Linked DNA regions of Homo sapiens: region 1 is linked to region 2. Evidence: chromatin loops called from intact Hi-C (ENCODE). Cell type or tissue: gastrocnemius medialis. All regions are shown on one strand. Each heading gives the region's core, and the rest is flanking DNA. Links, peaks and the distances in the headings are about the cores only.

Region 1 (2,895 bases), core at 104-2,603, 65 kb before region 2:
TCTCACTCCTGGAACAGCATATGGGATTCCCTGGTTTCTGAGCCACACGGTGTGATAGCAAACATTTTGTTCTTTGGCAGAGCCATTTTCTTGCACGAAAATTGTGTGTTTCAAGCAGCTCCACCAGAGAGAAGTTGGCCAATGGGTTCCTGAGCCCACCAGCTCCTCTCCAGAGCCCAGAGAGGAGTGACAAGGCCTGTGGGCCAGGTCTTCACTGGCAGCCTTGCCAGGAGAGAGAGGAGTAATTGTGCAGCTAAACCCTATCTCCATCTGGTCTCACTCCTGACCCCCTCCCTTGTGGAAGAGCTGGGCCTGAGGTCAGAAACCTGAGTCCTGGTTCATACCATGACCAGTCAGGACAGCCCTCTGCAAGTGCCCTTTCTGAGCCCATTTCCCCCCACCTATGAAATGGCTCTCATGGGTCTGGGCTTGCTCGTCAGAAGAGGCAGGAGTGGGTGCTAGGACTCTAAGGAAAAAGCACCTTCAGGACCACTGCCTGTCATCCCTAGGCGAAGGTCTGGGTGGGCAGGGAGCCTCATGCCCTACCTCAGGCCTGTCCTCCTGGGGGTGGCTGTGAGTCCTCTGGGCATTTTAAGGGCCCCCAGCCTGGGGCTCTCAGTAGCCTTCCCTCACCATGGTCTGGGCTCTCCTTTCCCAGAAGTAGCAATGGAGGGGTGGTCTGCTATTTAAGCTTCTGTTACCAACACTTTGGGGGCTCCATGGCAGGCTCAGTGGGCCCTAAATTTGGCAGCATGCGGAATTGTACCCTGGAGAGGCAGCAAGAGCTCTAGGGCATGGGGCATGGCCTTGGGCAGGCCCGTGCCTGCCTGGGCCTCAGTGACCCTGACTACACAGGGAGGTAGGACTGGAAGGGCTCACCAGGCCTCTTCTTTGGCCCTCCAGCTGCCATGCAACCATTGTGAACCCCGATCTCTTCCTCAGTAAAGTGCGAGGAGACTAAACTCTCACAACCGCTTCCAGCTTTAGCCCAGTGAACCCAATGGGTCTGTGGATTCAGAGCCATGTTGGCCTCCAGTGCTGGTGGCATTAGGCAGAACTGTTTTTGAGCCGGCGTTGCATTTTCTAGGCCAAGGAGGGGCCCAATCTGGAGCCAAGGCCTGGGCAGCCACTCCCTTATCCCTTTCCTGGGGCCAAACCTGGCTGAAGTCCGAGGCTATCCCGTGCTATGCTGGGCAGCGGACTGAGGTCAGTGGACATGGAAGCGTCCAGTGTGGTTCCTCTGCTCTGGCAGGAAACCCAGGGAAAAGCTGCCCAGGAACATCTGCTGCCTCCCATTCTCCACAAAGCCATTTGGCTCACGGAGAGCCCAGTGGCTGTCCTGCCAAGCTGCGTGGGCTTGGTGGAGGGGGACAGGCGTCAGAATGGGGGCGGGTGAGTGGTTAGTACAGGGGTGCTGAGGGACAGGCAGGGCCAGGGCTGAAACCCAAGAAGATGAAGGCTGGGCTGTGGTGGGGACACTTGCGAGAGGCGGGAGGGGTTGATGGTCTTTCAGAGACCCGCCATGCCCTGGTGGGAGCGTGTGCGGGTCTGGAAGTGCTTGCGTGCGCCTCCTATTTATAGCCACGTGCTCAGCTTCTTATAAAGGAAACTGGTGCTTAGCCAGGCCCCACACAAGCCCAGGCCAAGCATGACTCTTAGTATTCTCTCCAGACAGACCTCTGATCCCAGTCCCAAAGAAAGTCCTGACATTAACCTCAGCTGGTCCTCAAATCCAGCTCTGGGCCCCAGGCTGAGCCTCATAAAGAAGCCAAGGCACCGCCCTCTCTCCTGGGTTACGGCAGCTCTCCCTGCACTTCCCCTTCCTCTTGCAAATCTGTTCTCCATGCAGTAGCCAGAGTAATATTAAAACCTACATCAGACTTCATGTCTCCTCTGCTCAGAATCCTGCAATGGCTCCTGTCCCAGACAGAGGAAAACCCAGAGTCCCTCCCCTTGTCTCCTGTCCCGTCCCCCTTCTCACTGCACCTCAGCTCCACCAGCTTCCTCACAGCTCCTCACTGTCAGACAGCAGGCAGACAGCAGGCATGCCCCACCTCGGGGCCTTTGCACTTGCTGTTCCCTCTGCCTAGAAGCCTCTCCCCAGATGTCTGCATGACTCTTTTTTTTGTTTATTTTTCTTGAGACGGAGTCTCACTCGATCACCCAGGCTAGAATGCAGTGGTGTAATCCTGGCTCACCACAACCTCCACCTCCCAGGTTCAAGCAATTCTCCTGTTTTCCCGCCTCAGCCTCCTGGGTAGCTGGGATTACAGATGTATGCCACCACGCCCGGCTAATTTTTGTATTTTTTAGTAGAGATGAGGTTTCACCATGTTGGCCAGGCTGGTCTTGAACCCCTGACCTCACGTGATCCACCTCCCTCAGCCTCCCATAAAGTGCTGGGATTACAGGTGTGAGCCACCGCGCCTGGCCCTACATGACTCTTTCCTGTACCTCCTTTACACCTTTGCTGAAATTCCCCTTTTCAGCAAGGCCTTCACGGCCCATTCTATTTAAAATCACAGACCACCTCCTCCCTAAATTCCCAGTCCTCCTTCCCTGCCTCCTTTTCTTCTGAAACACTTATCAACTAGTGTATCAAATATTTTATGTTTATTTTTCTTTTCATCATCTCCCTCCCCTAGAAGCTAAGCATCACGAGGGCAGGGGTTTTATTTTGCTCAGTGCTGTAGCCCAGAGCTTGGCTCACAGCAGGAGCTCAGTGAGGATCTGTGGGATGAGCTGCATCTCTCCTGCCCGGTGCCTGGACACAGGGGGATGTGTGGACGGCTTGGGCAGACCAGCCTCCGGCCTCTGGTGCAGGCCCAGCTCAGGGCTTGGTATCGTGAGCCAGAGCCTTTGAGGTAACTGGCAGGTCCTAGGGGTCCAGCAGCA
Region 2 (2,895 bases), core at 246-2,745:
ATACCCAGCCGAGGTCCAGCTGCAGGCAAGCCCAAGGGCTCTCTTCACCATGATCATGCTCTGGTTGAAGTGGGTATGAGAAGCCCAGAACCATTTAACCTGGCATCCCCCTTCCACATCCCACAGCACCCCATCCGCTGCCAGAGGTGCCTCCCCAGTCCAGTACCTTTGGGATCTAAAGAGTTCAATTTGAAAACCACTGTCTTGGACTAATAACCAAATAATTATGTATTCCTCTAGCACCCAAGATGAGAAGGGAGAATGATTAGATAGGATTTTATTGCTTTTTTTGTTTGTTTTTAAAGCTGCAATCTTGGAAATGATCATCAAATCCACACCCCACTCGTTGTACTTAGGGGAAAATTCAAGCTGGGAGGAGAAGGCTAAGTACAGAGGGGAGACCCAATCCTGGCCTTGGACATCTAGCCCAGACTCCCTCGCATGCAACCTTGACAGACCAAAACCAGCGGCCAGAGACCATAAATGCCTCCTTAGACAAAGCCATCAAGCCACCAGCACATCTGGCTGTATTCATACAGCATCCCACACCTTCCAATGTCCTGGGCACATCCCAGCCCTGGGGCCCTCGCCAGGCAGGGCTCTGAGCCCAGAAAAAGGCAGGGTCTCAAGAGAGGATAAGATCGAGTGGCAGAGGAGGAGGGAACTGCAGAGAGCAGGGGACCAGGCCCCAGAGAGCAGAGGGAGAAGAGAGAAGAGACGGGAAGGAGGACCGCAGGATGTGGAGGGACCACAGGGTAACTCGGGCTCTAGGGGTGGGACAGGGCAGGCCCTTGGAGCCGGGAGGGGATTTTGGAACTGAACCAGCACCAGCAAGCCTTGCCGGGAGGGGGCACCTTGGAACCCAAAGCCAAGAGGAATGGCTGTCCATCCTCCACGAGCTTTCTGGGTGGAACTAAGGTGTACAGCGGGGCAGGGGCCCGATCCAGCCCACACATAGGCAGGACGGAGGTCACCCCTCATGACCATTTCTGTCCTCTCCTTGCACCCTCTCTTGCACACCAGCTCTCCAGCCTCGGAGAACCACAGAAATCTCCTTCTGACCTGCCCCTTTCCTTGCGCCTGCCCCCACCCCAGCACACCTGTCACTTCCACCCTCCTCCAGTCCCCCCTCTCCCATCTGCCCCCCAACAGTCACGGCGCAACGGTGGGCACCAAAGCCTAGGTCGTGGGTCTGGAGACAGCCTGGCCACAAATGTGGCCCACGTCTGCCCAGGACACCATCAGCAAGGCCCGGGTCTTGCTCCAGGCCTGAAAGCCGGTCTCTGTTGGCAGAAACGCTGCCAGAGCCAAGCCCTGCCAGGCTCCTGGAGGGGCTTACCTTCACACCATCGCTCTTCTTGTTTCCCCCACTCTTCCCTCCTGTGGAGGAGAAAAAGTAGAGGGTTAACAACGCCAGGCAGGGCACCAGGGCCCACAGGGCGAGGACGAGCAGCATCCACACGCAGCCGGAGGGCAGACTGCAGGGAGCAGAGCTGGCCCAGCGATCCTGGGGGAGGCCTCCTCCTCCTCCTCCTCCTCCTCCTCCTCCTCCTCCCTCCTTGGAGGCCCAGGGACTGCCTGGGTTCCCCGCCTTCTCAGCAATCTCAAGCGTAACCCTCTGGCTTCATGGGTTGAGGGAGGTGTCCAACATGTCCCAGGACTGTGGGCTGCTGTTTCAGCCCGGGGATTCCCTCTGAATCCCTGTCACCACCGTGCTGGCGGTGGCCAACCCGAGGTCTGGCTGCCTGGCCCCAGGCTGGACACGCCCTCCCCACCCTGGCCCTCTCTAATTTTAGCCCCATGCTGCTGCGGAGGTCATGTGTCAGCCCTGCCTACTCACTCCGGACAGCTGCAGGCTGCGTCTTGCCAGTGACAAGAAGCAGATGCCCCCACTGGGGCCCACCCTGCCAGAGCACCCATCCCCTGCCTCTCTCCTCAGGCCATATAGGCCTCCCCAACCTCAGACTCCAGAGCCCCATATTGGCACTGGCTATGGCCCGGGTGGCAGGGACAACCAGAGCAACAGCTCTTTGGGGGCTTCCCCTGCTGTCATTTCCCCTTACCTCCCTCCTCACCTCCTGGCCAGAGCCCTGGAAGTGGGCATCAGCCAGGAAATGGCCTGAATGTCCAGCCCTGCCCACAGGCATCCGGCTGCTTCAGACTTAAGCAAATACCTTAAATGAAACAAGGTATCTGTGAAGTACTTAGCAAAGCACCTGACCCATAAGCCGCACATGCTCAGGAAATGGTAGCCATGATAAGACTTCTCCTGGTGGCCTTGAGAGGGGGAGTTGGGAGGAGGGTCATATGAGCCACTGATGCCCCAGGGGCTCTGAGGCATGGGGCTCATGGCAGGTCACCTTCCCAGTCACCCCCACATTTCCACCTATGACCCCTTCGAGGCTCTCATTCCAAGTTCCCTACTTGCAAACCAAGGCAGGGGCCACCTCTGGATCCCGAAGCTGACAGGAATGGCTGTCCATTCACCACAGGCTTTGGAGGGTTGGACTAGGATGTGCAGTGGGGCAGGGGGAGTGCTTTCTCCTCGAGCCTCAAGGTAGACGCCCCTCTCAGCTCCAGCCTACTGTCACAGGATCGTGGGTCCAGTGAGGCCACAGCGTCTAATTTTCAAGAGACGACAGCAATCTGGGGTTTTCTATGAAATTTCCTAATTTTTAAGTGTTAGAAACTCATTCAAAAAAATTTTTAAAACACCCCTACCTCCACAAAGCATATCAAGAGATTCAATCCAGCTCACAGGCCGCCATTTTGTGAGCTCAGGACTAGAGTTCTTTAGGGTGCTTCAGTTGTTAAAAAAAGACTCTGACTATCTGGGTAGCTCATCTTTCAGTTTACGGAATGGCAGGATCCTTGTCCAGGGAGAGGGTGGGAAGG

What was found. A loop is a pair of places that touch in the nucleus more often than their neighbours do. Peaks named below come from ENCODE experiments on the same cell type or tissue, not always from the same donor. Only the 100,000 strongest peaks of a DNase experiment are listed, where the experiment ranks them.
Region 1: it touches region 2 in a loop (4-fold over the local background); 1 of 110 quality-filtered maps calls a loop at or near these places.

The regions. Positions count from the first base shown.
Region 1 is chr5:150,179,146-150,182,040 of GRCh38, forward strand. All of the region lies in intron 1 of CDX1 (caudal type homeobox 1), which reads left to right. Among named protein-coding and RNA genes, the nearest start is that of SLC6A7, 9.5 kb to the right of the region's middle. In gastrocnemius medialis, for the core only: no CTCF peak of the experiment used is centred there; DNase peaks (open chromatin) are centred at 1,206 and 1,626; H3K4me3 peaks cover 373 bases; H3K27ac peaks cover 2,500 bases.
Region 2 is chr5:150,243,822-150,246,716 of GRCh38, forward strand. It overlaps CAMK2A (calcium/calmodulin dependent protein kinase II alpha), which reads right to left. Exons shown (of 19, transcript NM_015981.4): 13 at 1,340-1,380. Among named protein-coding and RNA genes, the nearest start is that of CAMK2A, 45 kb to the right of the region's middle. In gastrocnemius medialis, for the core only: no CTCF peak of the experiment used is centred there; DNase peaks (open chromatin) are centred at 600 and 1,780; H3K4me3 peaks cover 1,459 bases; H3K27ac peaks cover 2,428 bases.